Regions from separate parts of the Mus musculus genome. Here region 2 is linked to region 1. A link is a loop called in an ENCODE intact Hi-C map of the cell type or tissue named here. Cell type or tissue: left cerebral cortex. All regions are shown on one strand. Links, peaks and the distances in the headings refer to the core of each region. The heading gives the core; the rest is flanking DNA.

What was found. Hi-C counts contacts between places; a loop is a spot of excess contacts. Peaks named below come from ENCODE experiments on the same cell type or tissue, not always from the same donor. Only the 100,000 strongest peaks of a DNase experiment are listed, where the experiment ranks them.
Region 2: a loop joins it to region 1, with 6 times the contacts of the local background. A loop is called at or near these places in 4 of 42 quality-filtered maps.

Annotation. Positions count from the first base shown.
Region 1 is chr5:100,777,320-100,781,712 of GRCm38, reverse strand. Helq (helicase, POLQ-like) reads left to right here. Exons shown (of 18, transcript NM_001081107.1): 10 at 2,420-2,561; 11 at 2,877-2,981. Among named protein-coding and RNA genes, the nearest start is that of Helq, 19 kb to the left of the region's middle. In left cerebral cortex, for the core only: no CTCF peak of the experiment used is centred there; a DNase peak (open chromatin) is centred at 2,488.
Region 2 is chr5:100,391,599-100,395,991 of GRCm38, reverse strand. Sec31a (Sec31 homolog A (S. cerevisiae)) reads left to right here. Exons shown (of 28, transcript NM_026969.1): 8 at 91-190; 9 at 2,628-2,789; 10 at 2,977-3,129; 11 at 3,364-3,597. Among named protein-coding and RNA genes, the nearest start is that of Sec31a, 22 kb to the left of the region's middle. In left cerebral cortex, for the core only: CTCF peaks have their summits at 2,002 and 2,203 (motif pointing right); no DNase peak of the experiment used is centred there.

The DNA.
Region 1 (4,393 bases), core at 97-4,096:
ATAGTGCCACTCCCCATGGCTGAGCATATCCAATCACCACAAACTCTTGTAGGTCAGACCCTATGTCACCTTTTCGGATATTACCGAACGGTGGAAAACTGTATAATTGGCTTCTCTTTATAACTTATTCCTTGGGGGGAGAGGGGCTCTAGCAAATAATTTATGTTCACAAAATGTTTATGAACATTAAATAGAATGTTTTTCTGGTGGATATACAGTCTTTCGTCTCAGTGACATAGTCGTTAGCTATGCTGTTCCCCCTTCACATTTATGTATATTTATTTATCTAGTTACAGACAGGGTCACACTGTGTAGCCCTGGCTGGTCTGGAACTCACCATGTAGACCTGCCTTTAAAACAAAGGTCCACCTGCTGGGATTGAAGCCTGCACCACCATTCCCAGCATGGAAGCAGCTTTGTGTCTGTGCGGGCCTGTAGTTGTCTGCTTTCCCAAAGCTCTCTTTCTATATTCATAGAAATAGAGAAGGATATAATATGTAATATATAGGTAGAGGAGCGTGCATGTCGCAGTGTGACCGTGGAGGTCGGAGGTGAGCTTCAGGGTTCAGGAGTCTGTTGGTTTCCTCCGTCCACCTTGTGAATCCTCGTGATAAAGCCAGGCTGTCAGCCTTGGAGGCCGGTACCATGCCACTGAGCCAGCCGCTCTTGCAGCTTTGCACTTTCCCCTGTACCCTTCCATTTTCCTCATGGTGAGTAATGGCGCTTACTATGGTCGGTGTGTCCTTCCCTCCTGTCCCTACGTCACCAGCTCCCACACCTGGCACCTAACTGATAAATGTGCATTCATTTAGTCAGCCCTCATGATTTATCACCAATATTTTATGCAATTGAAATCTATAAAATAATGAACTTCCCCAGCACTCAGGAGGCAGAGACAGGCGGATCTGTGAGTTCAAGCCCAGCCTGGTCTGCAGAGTAAGGTCCAGGACAGCCAGGGCTGCACAGAGAAACCCTGTCTCAAAAAAAAAAAAAAATAGATAGATGATAGATAGATAGATAGATAGATAGATAGATAGATAGATAGATAGATAGATAGATAGATAGCTTGCTTGCTTGCTTGCTTGCTTGCTTGTTGAATGTCACATCAAATAGATGAGTTTCAAAGCCAAGTTGGAGCCCAGGCAGCCTGCTCATGTAATCCCTGCAGTCCCAGTTCACTGTCTTTTGTTAGGGCGTGGCACTTGGTGGGAGGCTCCATCCTTTGTCTCAGAGCTGTTGCTGGTCATTTCTGTATTCCATCTCTCCATGAGCTTCATTCTCTTCTCTTATGACTTAGGCTAGCCTGGGATAAAGACGTGAAGTTACAGCTTATCAGCTGTTTTTCTCCAACTTTACCTTCCATATAAAATTCAAGTTTTAGTGGGCTGGAAGACAGTATAGTGCAGAGTGCTTGCCTAACACCTAGAAAGTTCTAGGTTCAAACCCAAGTACCACCAGCCCCCCCAATCTGTTTTCTTTTAAAGACCCAGAAGTAGAAGGTTAGCAAAGTGGGATGGGGTAAAAGGACGTGGGATGAATACAGTGGCAACTGTACACATGGGGTGTCGGGACAGAGCAAACTAGCTTTTTCCAGTTCTATTAGTTATGTTTATTCATTACATCTTTAGATTTTAAATGCATTTTAAATTTTCAAAAACTCTGATATACTTCTTGTAGAAGTCTGCTTGAAAACACTGGATATGATTCCCTCTGGAATTTTTTGTGGATACTGTTTACAATTTTCCCAAATTCTTTACTGTATTTGTTGTATGCAGCCATTTTTCTGTGTTCTCTTACTTTTCCACCATTTTGTTTTCTTCAAGCTTTCACCAATCTACATAGGCCATTGAGATTTATAAATAAGGAAGTCGATAATGCAAATTATAGACTCTTCAATTGCCCTTGAAGAGCAAAGCTGACTAGGGATTTGTTTATACCTGAGCAGAATTGAAATTGATGTTTTTGTAGACTAAAGCCAGTTGAAATCTGCAGTGCCTCATAGTTAAAGATAATATCAGTTTATAAATCGGTAGCATACAGTAGCACATGGAGGTGGTGGTACAAGGCCAAATCTCTCAGTTCCGGGTATCAAATCACGAAGCTGTGGAGAGCACTGCGATAGCCAATCACAAGCCTCTGAGCTGCGATGGCTCTGGCATTTCCTCACTTGCTATTTAAGGGAAGCCACTACTGAACTTCAGCCATTTCTTCATGAGAAAGGAAATTAAGGATATTGCTAAGCATTTTGTAAGAACTACAGGTAATATATGTAAGGACCTAGGACATCAGAGATCCAGTGTAGGTGCAGTTTTACTTAAAGTTAACGTGTCATTACACTTAATAAAACCAGTAAAATGGAATTGGGTTTAAAAAGTAGTTGCCGGTGTAGAGGATCACTTTAATTTTATCCCTTCTGCAGAGTCATCTTACGAGCTCCCTATGTGGCTAACACGTTCTTAAAGAGGAATCAGTACAAGCAGATGGTTGGCAGGGCCGGCCGCGCTGGGATAGACACTGCCGGGGAGAGCATCCTTCTGCTGCAAGAGAAGGACAAGCAGCAGGTGAGGCTCCCTCGGCTGGACCACACTCACATGCAACCACCGCTTAAACTCTACCTGCCATCGTCCCTACATCCTTCTGGCTCAGTAAGATTCAGGAAGAGTGGCTCAGATACTTTCATATTTCAGGCATCGTTCTATAACGATGCTACAGAACGTCTGTTAATTCTTGCTCCTTTGGGTTTTTGTGATTTGGTTTTGTTTTAGCTTTGGAGGAGTTTGGGGCGTCCAGAAATGTTACAAAGTACGAGGGCTTTCTGTAGAACACTGTTTAGATTGAGTCACAGCACAGACCTAAGACTGCTTTAACTTTCGTAGGTCCTGGAACTCATAAGCGGACCCCTGGAGACCTGCTGCAGCCATCTTGTCGAGGAATTCACCAAGGGGATCCAGGCTTTGTTTCTCTCTTTAATTGGTCTGAAGGTATTTTTTAAAGATATTCTTATGATGAGTATTACCTGAGACAATAGAGATTTTTTAAAATTCAGGCAAATTATAAAATGAAAAAAATGGTAACTTCTAATGTAATATGAAAAAGAATAATCTTTGACATTTTTAAAAAAATCTAAATCTGGGAACTGGAGAGATTGCTCAGCAAATAAGAGTACACTGGCTGTACTTCTTGAAGGTCTGGGTTCAATTCCCAGCAGCCATCTGTCAGCTCACAACTGTCTATAACACCACTTCCAAGGGATCCAACACCCTCACACAGATACACATGCAGGCAAAACACTGTATTTAAAATAAAAATAAATTATTTTTTAAAAGACTCTGAATCTGGGTCTTTTTAACTCTTCAGTAGAGGAAATATAAGAAATCAGATAATAATTGATGCCCACCTGAAGTTAGTTTATAGGAGACAGTACTGTGGAAGCCATGAGACAGTGGATCCAGAAATTCGACAGCCCATCACCTCTGCCCACACGAGAAGGGAGGTGTGCCTGCCATCGCATGGTACAATCCCACCAGCCCAGAGCTGAGGCTAGTAAGCCCCAGATCTGCAAACATGAAGAGCTGATGCTCTACGGAGGAGAATGTTACCAAACGGCGAGGCTCTGTAGGCTGAGTGTGGTGGGTGCATTTTCACTTACAATATTTTCAACTTCTGACGGGTTTACTAACATGAAAACAGAATCTTAGAGATCAAGTATGAAGACTAATGAGCAGGGTGGTAATGGCACACACCTTTAATCCCAACACTTGGGAGGCAGAGGCAGGCAGATTTCTGAGCTTGAGGCCAGCCTGGTCTACAGAGTTGAGTTCCAGGACAGCCAGGGCTACACAGAAAAACCCTGTCACACCAAGGAAAAAAAGAGATTTTTTTTTAAGAGTTATTGATTAATCTCTTTTAGACTTATTTTTAAGTTAAATTGTGTCCTTGTGCCCAAAGTACAGTCACAACAACAACAAAAAGTGGTAAAAGCCAGAGTTTGAATTTCGCTGTTTTCTAACTGCAAAACTACAAGCTTGTCATATGGCTTGTCCTCATTAGTATGAACATGGAAGTAAAATGTGAGACATAACTGAAACAGATATCACAAGTTTTAGTACTTTGCAGACGGATGGTAATAATCCTTACAGTGTACCTGACACACTAGAAGTCTAAAGAAGAAAATAAACGCAATGAGGTTGAGGGAGAGACACGGATTAGATACAGAAGAAGGAGATAAGCCACACTAGGTATTTAGAGTAGAAAGCAAGAAAAAAAGCTTAATGTGACATGGGTAACAGTCAGCAGGCTGGACCCTGCAACGCTGAGGAAGAAAACTGAAGAGTTCCAGTTTGGATGGAAACAGTTGCCCCCAAGCCATATGGTATTGGTTGGGGGTAATAGG
Region 2 (4,393 bases), core at 202-4,201, 390 kb after region 1:
GTTAACGGTTTGGACTAGTAAACAGAGAAGTGAGTTCCGTCAGTATACTGTTCTCATTTGTTCCTCTCTCCCGCCTATTTTTTTTTATAGGGGGATTTTGGCAGTTGCTTGGAGCATGGCAGATCCTGAGTTGTTGTTAAGCTGTGGAAAAGATGCTAAGATTCTCTGCTCTAACCCTAACACAGGAGAGGTAGGAGGAGGGGTGCTTCTCAGCCTGTCAGCCCTTGGAATATCTTACTTCTACCTGAATAAGAATTTTCCACATGGATATTAAGCACATAATTATAATTAAAACCATTGGAGGAAGGTGACAGATATTAATCCATCAGAACTCTGTCAGGAACATTACCCAGGCTCATTTCCTTTAATCTTTAAAATTAATCTTTCTCTATTGGAACATAGATTCTAGCTACAGTCTTCTTTTAAAAATCACTATTTTTATTTTTGTGCATTGGTGTTTTTATGTGAATTGGTGCTTTGCATGTATGTGTGTGTGAGGACGTCAGATCCCATAGAACTGGAGTCACACACAGTCGGGAGCCAACATGTAGGGGCTGGGATTTGAACCTGGGTCCTCTGGAAGAACATGGAGTGCTCTGAGCCATCTCTCCAGCCCCAAGCCGTAGCCTTATATCTTTTCCTCTTCTCTATTAAAGTAAGTAGACCAATTATTGCAGGTGCTTTTGTAGTTGCTCTGCTGGAAAACTAAGACAAATGTGAATGGCTGGGGCTGGAATTGTGGCTCAGTGGTCAAGCACTTGTTTAGCCGGTGCCAAGGTTTAGGCTTGGTTTCCAGCACCATTAAAAATTGTCTTCTGGCTGGCAAGCTGGCTCAGCAGTTAAGTCTGGAAACCTGTTTGATTCCTGGAACCCTCATGAGAAGCAGGATGCAGTGGCTCCATGCATAGCCTCAGCACCCCTCCAGCAAGGTGGGAAGCACTCACCTCTGTTAACTTGGGTCTGCAACAGCAGAAAGGAGAGAATTCACTTCCACAAGGCAGGAGGAGAGGGAGGGCTGACTCCTGAACTTTGTCATCCACGGGGTACTGTGGTGCATGCCTCCCGCACTTACCCGCCATGCACACGCACATGCACACAGAATACTGAATAAGTGAGGAAATGTTTCAATACATTTCCCTCTCTTAGGTGTTGAGAGTTAAGCACAGGGCCTTAGATGCTGGGCAGGGCTATATGCTGGGCCTGGCCTGTCAGTAGACTTTTATCTGTCTTATAAAATAAAAATAAAAGTTCCTTGGTTTCCAGTTTAAAGTTTTAGATTATGTTTTTGTAGGAGTACAGAAACCTTAAGGTTAGGGGGCTGAGAACAGAATTAACCCAACAATAAATTCTGCCTGTGGGATTTGAAGCCAGGAAAAAAATTCATTTATCAAATAAACGTTTGCATATGGTTGTATTTTATGGGATTTAAAGGAATTGACTTTTCAGTATGTATATATGCGACAACTAAAATAACTAGATTTTCTAGTTCAGTGAAGTTTCAGGTTACAAATGAGCCAGTGCAAGCATCAAAGACGTGAGCAGGCGGGAAGCTTCTTCACTGTGTGGTTGGGGTTTTGTGTTTGTTTGGTTTTTGTTTTGTTAATTCCATACAATACCAAAGTTAAAGTCATTTGGCTTTTCTTAAGGCCTCAGACGCATGCTCCTAAATTTCCCCGTTATTATCACACTCTGGGTCAGCAGAATTCTGATAACTTTTTATTTATTTTTAATTTCCTCTGTGTGTATATGTTCATGTACATACAAATGCACGTGCACTTATGTGTGTATGTCCTGGCTGCCAGAAATTAACAGTGTCTCTTTGTCCGTTGCCTTGCTACCTGTTTTTTGAGACAGAATCTCTGATTGGCCTCCCTCAGGAATCTTCCTGTCTCTGCCTCCCCAGCTCTGTGGTTACAGGCAAGTGTGGGTGCAGGGGCTTGAACTGTGGTCCTCACGCTCAGCCCTGGAACAGCGTTCTAAAAGTTGTCCATGGCCTTTTCCTTTATGGGAAACTTGGCTGGGATTCCTTGGCAGTAGGAATGGCATGTGCTTGTTTTCCCTTAGCCTGAAAGCTAGAGTTGGCAGTTCTGTCTAAGGGTGTGGCTTACGGGGTGTCATCTTTTTTTTTTTTTTAATTTAATTTAAAGTGTTCTTTTACAAATACATCCTCAGGCCAGAAGAGGGCATCAGATCCCATTACAGATGGTTTTGAGCCACATGTGGTTACTGGGAATTGAACTCAAGACTTCTGGAAGAGCAGCCAATGCTTTAATCATTTAGCTATCTCACCAGCTCATACAGTTTGATCTTTAAATGACCTAAATATAGTTATTTAGATCTCTCCAGGCAAAACCAGTTGGGGGGGGGGGGCGGTGCGCATTAGAATTTGGTAAAATGTTCAGTTTGCCTGCTCTTGACATTTTAGGAAAACAGACTACTGAGTAGCACTCCTGTCCTTCTTGGACCATCCCAGGATCACTGTGCTGTACGGAGAACTTAGTCTTGGTTTTCTTGGCTAAGACTCTTTCTTATAGAAAATGTTCAGCTGCACGTATTACCAGCCTTACTTATTTTGCTTATGACCAGGCTATCCCTTTTTCTAACGTATTTTATTTATGTTGGACTAGGTATTATATGAACTTCCCACCAACACACAGTGGTGCTTTGATATCCAGTGGTGTCCTCGAAATCCTGCTGTCCTGTCCGCTGCTTCCTTTGATGGACGGATCAGTGTCTATTCCATCATGGGAGGGAGCATAGACGGCTTACGGCAGAAACAAGTTGACAAGGTAACAGGCAGTATTAAGGCTTTTGATGGTTGCGACCGAGAAAGATAGCCATACGTGTGCAACTATTTTTAAAGTGATTTTACCAACCAGCAATGCCACTTTACTGGATAATTGTTAGATATTTTGTTGTTGAAAAGTTGCAACACAGTTCGCACAGGTTACTGTTTTTTGGTTTTTTTTAAACTAGCTTTCATCATCTTTTGGGAATCTTGATCCTTTCGGCACAGGACAGCCTCTCCCTCCATTACAAATCCCACAGCAGAGCGCTCAGCACAGCATAGTGCTGCCCCTGAAGAAGCCTCCCAAGTGGATCCGGAGGCCTGTGGGCGCTTCCTTCTCGGTAGGTGGATTTCACTTATGGTCAGGGCAGCGTGCTACCAGGAATTGTGGGACAGCACAAAGTACTGCCTATCCAAGGTGGCTTGTGCCAACTGCACGGGACAGCTGAAGGATGGATAGCCTGAGGCTCTGGGTTGTGGGGGGCCTGTCCGTGGGGCACAGTTTTCACTTCAGCAGGCTTCCGGAGCCTTGGGAGCTCAGATTGACGGCTCACGAGCTCATTTGTCCTTCACAGTTTGGAGGGAAGTTGGTGACTTTTGAGAGCGTTGCAGTGCCGCTGCAGCAGGGAGCTGAGCAGCAGCGACGGCAGCCTGTGTTCATCAGTCAGGTGGTGACGGAGAAGGACTTTCTCAACCGGTCGGCGCAGCTGCAGCATGCTGTGCAGTCTCAGGGCTTCATCGGTTACTGCCAGAAAAAGATCGAGGCTTCCCAGACCGAGTTTGAGAAAAATGTGTGGTCCTTCTTGAAGGTAAAGTTGGGTTTATTTTTAATTTTTGTTCCTGTGTGTGTGTCTATGCATGTTCATTTTACAGTGAGTACATTTATTTGCTTAGCCATTTCTCTGGCCCTAAAGTTAGTGTTCATTAGCAGTAAATTATTCATATTATAATCAAAATCTGTTTTCCTTTTCAAGAAACATTTGAGATAGTGTGACTTCAGAAATACAAGATGAAATTCAAGAAGCCCAAGCTGGGCATTGGTAGCACACACCTGTAATGCCAGCACTTGGATGCCAAGGTCAAGGCCAGCCTGGCCTTACAGCAAGACCTTGTCTCCGAGGCCAGAAAAACTTAGAAAGAGAACACAACATGATCTCGTACATCATTATAAGCTAACAAGTGCGTAAATAACTTAAAGAAGAGAGACATCACTAAGCAGACTTAACATTAGAACCCGAGAGGGGCTGTAATAAAAACATAAAGTATTTAGTATCTGTCGTAGACCTGGCTAGTGAGCATGGGGAGAGGGATGGAGGTGAAGGTTCCTGGCATTTCTCTTCCTGATGATACAGAAGAGCCAAAGGGGAAAACCTGTCAGCAGATTGTCTTTTCATAGCAGACTAAGAGTTTCCTTTTTCACATTTTGCTTTCACAGATGTTTCTTAATACTGACTTTTTTCAAGAAAACCAATCTTGAATACAATAAGGTTAAATTCTATAATTCTACAATTAAAATTTTTTGGTTAGGAGTAAAACTTTGTTTCTGTTTGAGACAGGGTCTCTCACTGTGCATGCAGTTCTTGCCTAGAACTTCAGTTACAGGTG